2 separate regions of the Homo sapiens genome follow, and region 1 is linked to region 2. A link is an interaction called in ENCODE POLR2A ChIA-PET data of the cell type or tissue named here. Cell type or tissue: B cell. All regions are shown on one strand. Each heading gives the region's core, and the rest is flanking DNA. Links, peaks and the distances in the headings are about the cores only.

Region 1 (5,385 bases), core at 157-5,156, 460 kb before region 2:
TCCTTCATTTAGGACCTACTGTCTCTGAATCTGTACTCCTGTGGGCATTCGAAATTGAGATTTACCTATTAAGTCAAGAATTACAGTAAGCAAGAAAGAAGCCAAAAGCCCTCTTCAAATGCTTAGTCACATGGTTTGCCATTTTTTTTAATATGTTAATTACAAACTACTGATCCATACCTACTCAATTAGCTTTTAAGCACTGAAAAGTACTTTGTTCAACATACTTGCACATATTCCACTGTGTGCCTGGTTTATGGCTTTTGAATAAACAAATAGGTGTTTTCATACTTCCAGGCAAAGCCAGCAGTGGGGCTTGGGTGGGGGCAGAGGGTGGCGTGTATGTGTCTGCGTGTTTAATCACAGCGAAGTATAATACACAACTGCCTCTCTGAAATTTACAAAAATGCTCAGACAACCTCAATTAAGCTGATTTCTAAAATACGCAGACAAAAGGAAACATCCTCAAAGTTTCTGTAAACGGTTTTTGAGCCCACAGCTGAGCCTCTCCACCAGTCTGGAATTTACTAGCTACTCAAAATAACAGGAACATCCTAATATTGCCTCTTACAGCTCAAAAGTAAGGCTTTTAGATCAGCCAAGGGGGCTAAGAAACCTCACATGCATGAACACAGAAAATACACTTGTAAAAATATACTGGGCAAGTGGGCTTGTACACACGTGTTGGGATCAAGGGTACAACACGGCATTTCTCTCTCATGCCAAAGATCCAAATATGATGTTTATCGAAGCTTCCCAAAGCCAAGCTCAAACTCTATTAATGTGAATCTTGGGGGAAAAAATCAGAGTACCTTTATCTAGATTTTTTAAAACGGTGTGAACACTGCCAAGAGCTCATAATAAAAAGAGTACAGAACTCCAAGTCAAAAGGTCTGAATGCCAAGTCTGTCTTTTACCAACTGCCACTTCCTAACCTGGCCGCAAATCACAAATTCTGAACCTCCCATGTCCCCAGCTGAAAAATCAAGATGATGGAAATAGTAACTGCTTGTTGGAGCTCAAGGAGCTGCTGTGAGAGCCGATCATGTATCTCATGTGAGAGCACCTGAAAAATCATAAAGCACACGTGAACATCAATTATTGGCTAGCACAGGCATTTTTGATTTAGGAGCTTGAGAAAGAGGGAGTCAAAAAAAGAACACAGTTTTTTTGCACTTTTATGTTTCTTGGTTGTGTTCTGGTGTTGGAGGTTATTTTTGTGGGGTGAAAAGCTGCCTCGTTGGTTTCGGTTAACCTAGACCTTTCTTCACCTGCATCCCTTGGATAACTGTTTGCTGCTGGTTAAGAATCCTCTCTCAGTTAAGAGCCAGACGCAGCGGCTCACACCTGCAATCCCAGCACTTTGGGAGGTCATGGTGGGTGGATCACAAGGTCAGGAGATCAAGACCAGCATGGCCAATATGGTGAAACCCCGTCTCTACTAAAATTACAAAAAAAAAAAAAATTAGCCAGGCGTGGTGGTGCATGCCTGTAGTCCCAGCTACTCTGGAGGCTGAGACAGGAGAATTACTCGAACCCGGGAGGCGGAGGTTGCAGTGAGCCAAGATTGCACCACTGCACTCCAGCCTGGGCAACAGAGAAACACTCAAGAAAAAAAAAAAAAAAGGCCAGGCGCGGTGGCTCACGCCTGTAATCCCAGCACTCTGGGAGGCTGAGGTGGGCGGATCACGAGGTCAGGAGATCGAGACCATCCTGGCTAACACGGTGAAACCCCATCTCTACTAAAAATACAAGAATTAGCTGGGCATGGTGGCGGGTGCCTGCAGTCCCAGCTACTCCGGAGGCTGAGGCAGGAGAATGGCATGAACCTGGGAGGCGGAGCTTGCAGTGAGCAGAGATGGTGTCACTGCACTCCAACCTGGGCGACAGAGAAAGACTCCGCCTCAAAAAAAAAAAAAAAAAGAATCCTCTCTTGAACAGAACGGTATCAGGTCAACTGGATGATGAATAAATGATGGAGAACCCTGGCCCATATGATCCAATAAACCATCTTCCTGCTCCAGAAGGTTGCTGCAAGGCATGTCAGCCTAAATAGAAGAGGATCCATTTTTGTTCATTTTTATGTATTTATTTTGTTTTATTTATTCATTTATTTTGAAACAGAGTCTTGCTCTATCACCCAGACTGGAGTGCAGTGGTGCGATCTTGGCTCACTTCAACCTTCATCTCCTGGGTTTAAGCGATTCTGCTGCCTGAGCCTACAGAGTAGCTGGGATTACAGGTGCCCGCCACCATGCCCAACTAATTTTTGTATTTTTAGTAGAGACAGGGTTTTGCCACATTAGCCAGGCTGGTCCCAAACTCCTGACCTCAGTTGATCCACCCGCCTTGGCCTCCCAAAGTGCTGGGATTACAGACGTGAGCCACCGCGCCCGGCCCCATTTTGAAATAACATATCTCACCTTATAGAATTTTAGGATACTGCAGCCGAAGAACACAAAAACCAACTTATATTTTTGTGACTTTCCATCAATTCCATTTGAGGATTAGAGGTGGAAAAGAGGTAGAAACAGTTTGGCAGTTCTTTATTAAGCACAGAGTCCTCATACAATCTAGTAATTCCACTCCTAGCTAGAGACCCAAGAGAACTGAAAACATGTCCCACAAAAAAACTTGTACACCAATGTTTGTCACAGCATTATTCACAATAGCTAGAAAGTATAACCAATTCACATGTCCATCCACTGATGGACAGGTAAAACGTGGCATATCGGGATAATGGAATATTATTCAGCCATGAAAAGGAATGAAGTGCTGATGCATGTTACAATACAGATAAACCTCGAAAACATTACACTAAGTGAAATAAGCCAGACACAAAAGGCCAGATATCATGTAACATTATTCTGTTTCTATGAAATGCCTAGAATAGGCAAATCCACAGAGACAGAAATCGATTAGTAGTTGTTGGTTGTTAGGGGTAAGGAGATGGGGTGAATGGGGAGTGACAGCTAACAGGGAAGGGGTTTCTTTCTGAGGTGATGGAAGTGTTCTGCAGTTAGTGAATATATTAGAATACTACACAGTGAATATACTATAAACCACTGAACTGTATACTGTAGAGAGCTGAGTTTTACGTTATGTGAATAACATCTCAATAAAGAAAAAAATATTAACTATTTTTTAAAGACCTAGAAATAGTGGTTAACCAACTAATCAGGAATTAAAAGGGCAGCATACCAGGTGATGACTCATTCACCAACTCCCAAGAGGAAGTGTGGTTGTGACATTTACGTTGATTTCATCTGACCTCCAACCTCAAACCCCAGGCACTCTCTTGCACACTTCAACTTTCCGTTTTCCTTTCTCCCTTCCGCCCATTCCCCTTTGACTCTTTCCTTTTCTTCCTCTCCTTTTCTTCTCTTTCTTTCTTTCTCTCAACTGGTTAAGTACACACACACACACACACACACACACACACACACACAAAGTGTAAATGGATACAGTGAAGGTAGTGGGCTTTTGAAATGTAACTTTTCTCCTTGCCTATAGAAGTTGTTGAATGAACACCTATGAGAGGCAGCAAATTGGAGTCATCTGGACTCAGTAATGAGGCTGTTACATTTCTTTTTTTTTTTTTTTTAGACAGGGTCTCACTCTCTTGCCCAGACTGGAGTGCAGTGGCACGATCTCGGCTCACTGCAACCTCTGCCTCACAGGCTCAAGCAATTCTCCTGCCTCAGCCTCCCGAGTAGCTGGGATTACAGGCATGCATCACTACCGCCCAGCTAATTTTATATTTTTAATACAGACAGGGTTTCACCATGTTGGCCAGGCTGGTCTCGAACTCCTGACCTAAAATGCTCCACCCACCTCGGCCTCCCAAGCTGCTGGGATTACAGGCGTGAGCCACCGCACCTGGCCAAGGCTGTTAAATTTCATTCAATCCAGGCATCATCATGGTGTGACCATAAGTGAGCAAGTCACTTTACTTCTGTGCCTCAGTTTCCCCACCTGTAAAATGGGGACAATAGTAGAACCTAACGCATGAAGTTGTTGTTAGGATTAAAAAGAATAGAACAAAGCTTGACACCCAGCAAGTGCTCTACAAAAAAGTAGAAGCCTGTGAACTGAGGCTGGTTCTGAGGTTCCCTGGACCTGACTTAAAAGCATATTTCCAGATGTCAGACTTCTTCTTTTTTTAAGTTTGGTTATTTTTTTTTAGAGATGGGGTCTTGCTCTGTTGCCCAAGCTGATTTCAAACTCCTGGGCTCAAGTGGTTCTCCTGCCTCAGCCCTGCTAGTAGCTGGGACTATAGGCACAGGCCAACATACCAAGTTAAAGGGTTTCGTTTGCTTGTTTTTGTTTTTGTTTTTTTTTTAAATACTTGTCACTGATGAAGCTCAGATGAAGCCTCTTTTAAGTATTGTTTTCTAACAATACTGTTTTCTAACAAAACTGTCACATGTTCATTTTTCTTGGTGATATTTTATCTTGTTATTAAATATTATTCTACGTCATTTAATGACAGCATTTAATGTGATTATAAGAGTCTATCATCAATCTACGTACCTACCTACCATCTATCTATTTATTTACAGATAGGGCCTCACTCTGTCATCCAGGCTGGAGTGCAATGGCATGATCATGGCTCACTGCAACCTTGACATCCTTGGCTCAAGTGAGTCTCCCACCTAAGCCTCCTGAATAGCTAGGGCTACAGGTGTACACCACCATGCCCAGCTACTTTTTTTATTTTTTACAGAGAAAGGGTTTCCCTAATGTTGCCCAAGCTAGTCTTGAACTCCTGGCTTCAAGCGCTCCTCCTGCCTCGGCCTCCCAAAGTGCTAGGATTACAAGCACGAGCCACCATAACCCAACCTAAATAAAGTTTTCCAGTTTTGACTTTTACTTCTGACACCCTTTCAGTTTCCCTTTGTTAATGGAAGAAGAGAGAGAATCACTGCTGCATTCCAAAATGGAAGGAAAAGAGAGCCAGGACTTTCAGTTGCCAGTGGCAGAAATCCAATCCACAAGTTTAAGCCAACACAAAGGAGGATTTATCAGCATGCATCACTGGAGTTCAGTGATGCCTGGTTCCAGGGACTCACACAATGTCTACAGGACATCTTCTCTCACCTCTGACTGGCTGTCACGTGTAGGTGGACTCTGCCCCAACTAGAGAGCCACTGGTAACTTCCTCCCAACTTAGCAACGTATCTTGGTTGACAAGCCCCACCAAAGTCACATGGCGGGGTGAGAATAGGGAAGTTCCCCGAAAAGATGGGAGATAGAACATTATGACAGGCAGATCAAAACAGAAGCTGTACCAATCCACTTTAGTCAGCAATCGACTCCCCAAGAGAATCTTATTGAGGAACGATTCTGTGCTCAGCACCGTCTAAGGCATGCAGGCGGAACACA
Region 2 (5,385 bases), core at 61-5,060:
TTTATTTTATTAACAACTTAGCAAATTCCTTCTGCCAATTTTCTTTGTGTCTGCATCCCTAAGAAACATTGAGTTTTGCATTTGTCTCTCAATAGGAGAAGGCAGGCTTTTCTGTCATAATCAGATATTTCTACCCAAGGAATTCATGTATATATTTTTGACTCAGTGGCTTCAATGGCTTAAATAACTTTATTTTTCAACTATGAAGTTTCAAACTGACAGAAAAGTTTGAAAACATAATTTAATAAGTCTCCATGACCCACCATCTAGATTTAACAAATGTCATTTTTCATATTTGCTTCAGATCTTTAAAATAATTGCAATAATAAAATACTGTACTTATCTCCTGCCTTCATCCAGGAGCAACTGTCTCCCTAAAGTTGGTGTGTATCTTCCTGCCCAGTGCTTTACACTTTTATTATATGTGTTTATGTCCATAAGCACTAGGCACTATTGTTTTATATTTTAAAACTATACCTAAATAGTATGGCACTATACATATATACATATATATATTTTTATATATATTAAAAATATATATAAATATATATTTATTTTTTTATATTTTTATATATATTTTTATATTTTTAAATATATTTTTATATATAAAAATATATTTTATATATTTATATATAAACATTTATATTTATATATAATATATATATTTATATATAAAAAATTTATATTTATATATATAATATATATATTTATATATATATTTTTTGCTGCTTTTCATCAATTTTTGAGACATATATAACTCTTATTCATTCATTTTCATGGCTGTATGGCATTTCATATATGACTCTACCACAATTTATCTATCCTGTTTATCCAGTTGATGGACATTCAACGTACTTCTAATTTTTCTCTATTATAAAAAATTAAGCATTGAACATCCTTCTTTATGTCTTCTTGTGCACTGGAATCAGAATCCATCCAAGGGACTTTCCTAGGAATGGAATTGCTAGGAAATTAGTTGGTTGAACAGTCTTTTTAAATATAAAAGTGAGAGAGAAAAAGAGAATTGAACAAGGTCTTAGGTTTTCTTTAGATTTGTTGGTTTAGATAAGGATTCCAGGTCATCTCATTTTACCAGAGTACAAATTCTCCAATTCCTTTCATCGCTTTTCTCCCAAATTTAAAAACTGGGAAACCTCTTAATTAAAGCCCTGATTATGGAGAATTTGTTCAAACTCAAAGAACTAACTTATCTTGAAGCTCAACTGAGACAGGTGAATACGTTGTTTTTTTCTCTCCTTTCTCTCAGAATATTGAGTATCACTTTAGAATATATTAAACAACCTATCAAGATTAATGAGCTTATTCAGAAAAGAAAATAAGTCCTGGTAAGTAGAATAATAAATTTAAAATTCTGAATCTTTAAACCCAGGCTGAAAGATGGCCTCTAGTGTAAGCTGCATTACTGTGCTGTGACTTTATGAGCCTTCTGTAATGGTATTTTTCCCCTCCTGCTAGATCAATTTCAGCGTGTTTGGACCAGCAGATTCCAGGTGATGGATAGGCAGCTTCATTTTAATAGTCTGTTGGTACAGGGTGACCTGTAGCCTTTCCAGAAGAGGTAAAATGAATCCTCCGGTTGTCACCCCCTCCTTCCTCGCTCCAATTCCATCATTAATCCCCGTTTGAGGATTTGAGTGCTGCCGAGGACTGACAGACTCCATGAGGTTCAGCTGCTGCCTGGTACATGTGGTCACCTGCAGCTTCTTCAGCCCTACATGTGAGTAACTCAGGACAAAGGTCTACAACACCTGCCCTAAATTTCCCCAAGTCTTCCCAGCACTCCCAGTACCTCAGTCTTCTGTGTTTTAAAGTGTGATACATGCACAAGGCGTGATGTACAGCAGGAGCTAAGGTGGTCGACTGCGAAGTCCATCGCATCTTAATTGTTCTTAATTTTAAGGTGTATTTTACAGATTTTATTGCTGAAGACAAGGCTAAACAGCATTACATTTTAAAAATCATTTTTTAAAAAAAGTACATAGAAGCCGGGTGTGGTGGCTCACACTTGTAATCCCAGCACTTTGGGAGGCCAAGGTGGGTAGATCACTTGAGGTCAGGAATTCAAGAACAGCCTGGCCAACATGGTGAAACCCCATCTTCACTAAAAATACAAAAATTAGCTGGGCGTGGTGGCGCACGCCTGTAATACCAGCTACTCAGGAGGCTGAGGCAGGAGAATCACTTGAACCCCAGAGGCGGAGGTTGCAGTGAGCCGAGATCACGCCACTGTACTCTAGCCTAGGTGACAGAGTGAGACTCTGTCTCAAAACAAGTAAATAAATAAATAAGTTAAAAAGTACATAGAGATGCATGTGGCTGTGACAGTATTGGGAAGACTGTATTCAAATGACTAGATCTGGGAGACACTGATTGAAGCAAAGCACACTCTGACTTAGGGTCCTAGATAAGTCCCTGAATTTATGTGAGTGAATGTTTTCTGGGCACATTCTTTCAGTTCCTTGGGTCTCAGTTTAGCCCCTGGAAAATGCAGGCATTGGACTAGATCAGGGATTCTCAGCCCTGCCTTCACCTTTGAATCACCCGGACAAATAATGAAAAATGCTGGCATCTGGGGGCCCTCTTCAAATCAATTTCATCAACAACTTAGGGTAGGGACAGGGTTAGGCCAGGCATCAGTATTTTTTTTTTTTTTTTTGAGACAGAGTTTTGCTCTTGTTGCCCAGGCTGAAGTGCAATGGTATGGTCTTGGCTCACCGCAACCTCCACCTCCCGGGTTCAAGCGATTCTCCTGTCTCAGCCTCTCGAGTAGCTGGGATTACAAGCTTGCGCCACTATGCCCAGCTAATTTTGTATTTTTAGCAGAGACGGGGTTTCTCCATGTTCGTCAGGCTGGTCTTGAACTCCCGACCTCAGGTGATCCACCCTCCTCAGCCTCCCAAAGCGCTGGGATTACAGGCGTGAGCCACCGCGCCCGGCCAGCATCAGTATTTTTTAAAAGCTCTCCCAGTGATTGTCATGTGTAGGTAGCATTGAGAGTCACTAAGTAAGGTGATGTCTGAGGTTCCTTTCAAATCTAAGGTTGACTGATTTTCTGATCCCATGGATAGACTGTAAATGCAAAGTAAGTTCTGATTCAGTAGCAGTGGAGGAGGCTCATTGTCCCTTTCAGGCTCAGCCATAACAAGCGTGATGTTTCTCACACTCCAGGATTGGGTCAACACTGGTCTGAAAGCTCCCTGAGGGCAGAGGCTGTGTCCTTTATCTGGCTTTCACCAGTTCCTACCATAGTGCTTGGTAGACAGTAGGTGCTCAATAAATGTTAGATGAAAGAATGATAGGTTGGAGCTCAGGAATGTGATTTACTAGGGCATCTGGAATTAATCAAGTGGTCAGAAATTGGTCCATACTAACCAAACTCGCAAGGCACTGAATTTTCTACCAGAATTCCAGTTGATTATTAGTTTATTAAGGGAACTCTTCTGGGTCCAGGAAGTGAAACCAAACTCTGTTCCAGAACATTCTCTTTGTGGTAAACAATATCAGAAGGTCGCTTGGTGAGCACAGAACAAAAGTTGGATTTTTTTTTTTTTTTGAGACGGAGTCTTGCTCTGTCACCCAGGCTGGAGTGCAGTGGCTCGGCTCACAGCAACCTCCGCCTCCTGGGTTCGTGCAATTCTTCTGCCTCAGCCTCCCCAGTAGCTGGGATTACAGGCACCCGCCATCATGCCCAGCTAATTTTTGTATTTTTGTAGAGATGGGGTTTCACCATGTTGGCTAGGCTGGTCTCAAACTCCTGACCTCAGATGATCCTCCCGCCTCGGCCTCCCAAAGTGCTGGGATTACAGGCATGAGCCACCGCGCCCAGCCAAAAGTTGGAGCTCCTTATGTGCAATTTCCATCAAGCTCTGAAGGTCTGATGGCTGGACCTCCTTCTCTGTAAGCCTGTTTTTATGTAAAGTGTCAGGATCAGTCATCCAGAATCGTAGTGGGTGTTGGACCTCCTGGTGACACGCTGATAGATTTTCATTTTCCACCTTCCCCTTTGCAAATACTCATACGACCACTACCTTGCCGTTTGCACTCTTGTTACCATAACACACAGTTTCCTAAGTGTTGGATTGTTTTGCCGCTTGCTAATGACATACTCAAGAGAAACACTTCAATCTCCTCTGCAAGGTCACTCCAAATCACTCAAGCAAGACGGGTTACTTCTGGAAAGCTGCCCTGTAGACAGCTAATCCCATCCTTCTTGCAGGCTTGACTTACGGAGATGGCATTTGCTGACCTTACGTTTTTAAGAGCCATCTTATTTTGAGGGCTCTAGCACTTTGCCCACCATCTACAATTACCATGACTAAAAATACCTCGGAGGGTGAAGAATCTTCAAGGGGACTTTGCAAGTTGGAGACCGTATTCCTTCTATTTCAGTACCATATTTCAAGGCAATAGCCTTGTTCTTGCATTGAGCTACACATTACCTGCCAGACGAATATTTCACTTTACAGTTGATTGGAAGCCAATCTTGAAGCGGAACCTTGTGATTATGTCACCATTGCCCCCTTGAATGTACCCAACAGTGATTTTCTTGACAGCACCTTTACTGCTTAGCCACTGTACGCAGATTTGGCCACCTTCCCTGTGCACCTTGCCAGGGCTGCATTTTCCCCCATGAAAATGGAAGCTTCCATCGGTGCGTGTCGGCCGCAATCCTCCAAGTACCATCTCTGTCTTCCACCGCCCGCATAGTATAACTTGAGGGCTTCCACATAAACCTAGGATAGGAGAAACAGAGATGTATTTTGTTACCTAGGAGCTGGTATTTGTCTGGAGGAAAGTGTGGAAGGTGCCGCTGCAGGTTCAAACGGAGCTGTGTGCATGGCACATCTTTTTAGGCCATTGACTGGAGCAGTGGTGTGTCACTCAGAGTCACTCATGTGCAAATAGGTTGCCAACCTCTGATTGCAGGCTTAAACATGTGAGGCTCCACCACTCCCTGCCCATTTCTGAGTGTGTTTAAATAAAAGGAAGTGCTTCCACCATGTAAAAATGTTGGAGTATTGGGAGGCCGAGGCAGGCGGATCATGAGGTCAGGAGATCGAGACCATCCTGGCTAACACGGTGAAACCCCGTCTCTACTAAAAATTAAAAAATTAGCTGGGCGTGGTGGCGGGCGCCTGTAATCCCAGCTACCCGGGAGGCTGAGGCAGGAGAATGGCGTGAACCTGGGGGGCGGAGCTTGCAGTGAGCCGAGATCGTGCCACTGCACTCTAGTCTGGGCGACAGAGCGAGACTCTGTCTCAAAAAAAAAAAAAAAAAAAAAACAAAGTTAGAGTAACTCTGAGGACTTGCTCATATATTCAGGAAGCTCTTCTTTGAAATTAATTTATATATTTCTTCTCCTAT

What was found. ChIA-PET counts read pairs that join two places held together with the same protein. Peaks named below come from ENCODE experiments on the same cell type or tissue, not always from the same donor. Only the 100,000 strongest peaks of a DNase experiment are listed, where the experiment ranks them.
Region 1: POLR2A ChIA-PET joins it to region 2 with 7 read pairs; 2 of 35 experiments call an interaction of 5 or more read pairs at or near these places.

What each region holds. Positions count from the first base shown.
Region 1 is chr17:10,147,004-10,152,388 of GRCh38, forward strand. All of the region lies in intron 1 of GAS7 (growth arrest specific 7), which reads right to left. Among named protein-coding and RNA genes, the nearest start is that of GAS7, 49 kb to the right of the region's middle. In B cell, for the core only: no CTCF peak of the experiment used is centred there; DNase peaks (open chromatin) are centred at 3,268 and 4,168; H3K27ac peaks cover 2,328 bases.
Region 2 is chr17:10,606,878-10,612,262 of GRCh38, forward strand. It overlaps MYHAS (myosin heavy chain gene cluster antisense RNA), which reads left to right. Exons shown (of 11, transcript NR_125367.1): 7 at 1,268-1,346; 8 at 1,477-1,738. Among named protein-coding and RNA genes, the nearest start is that of MYH3, 48 kb to the right of the region's middle. In B cell, for the core only: no CTCF peak of the experiment used is centred there; no DNase peak of the experiment used is centred there.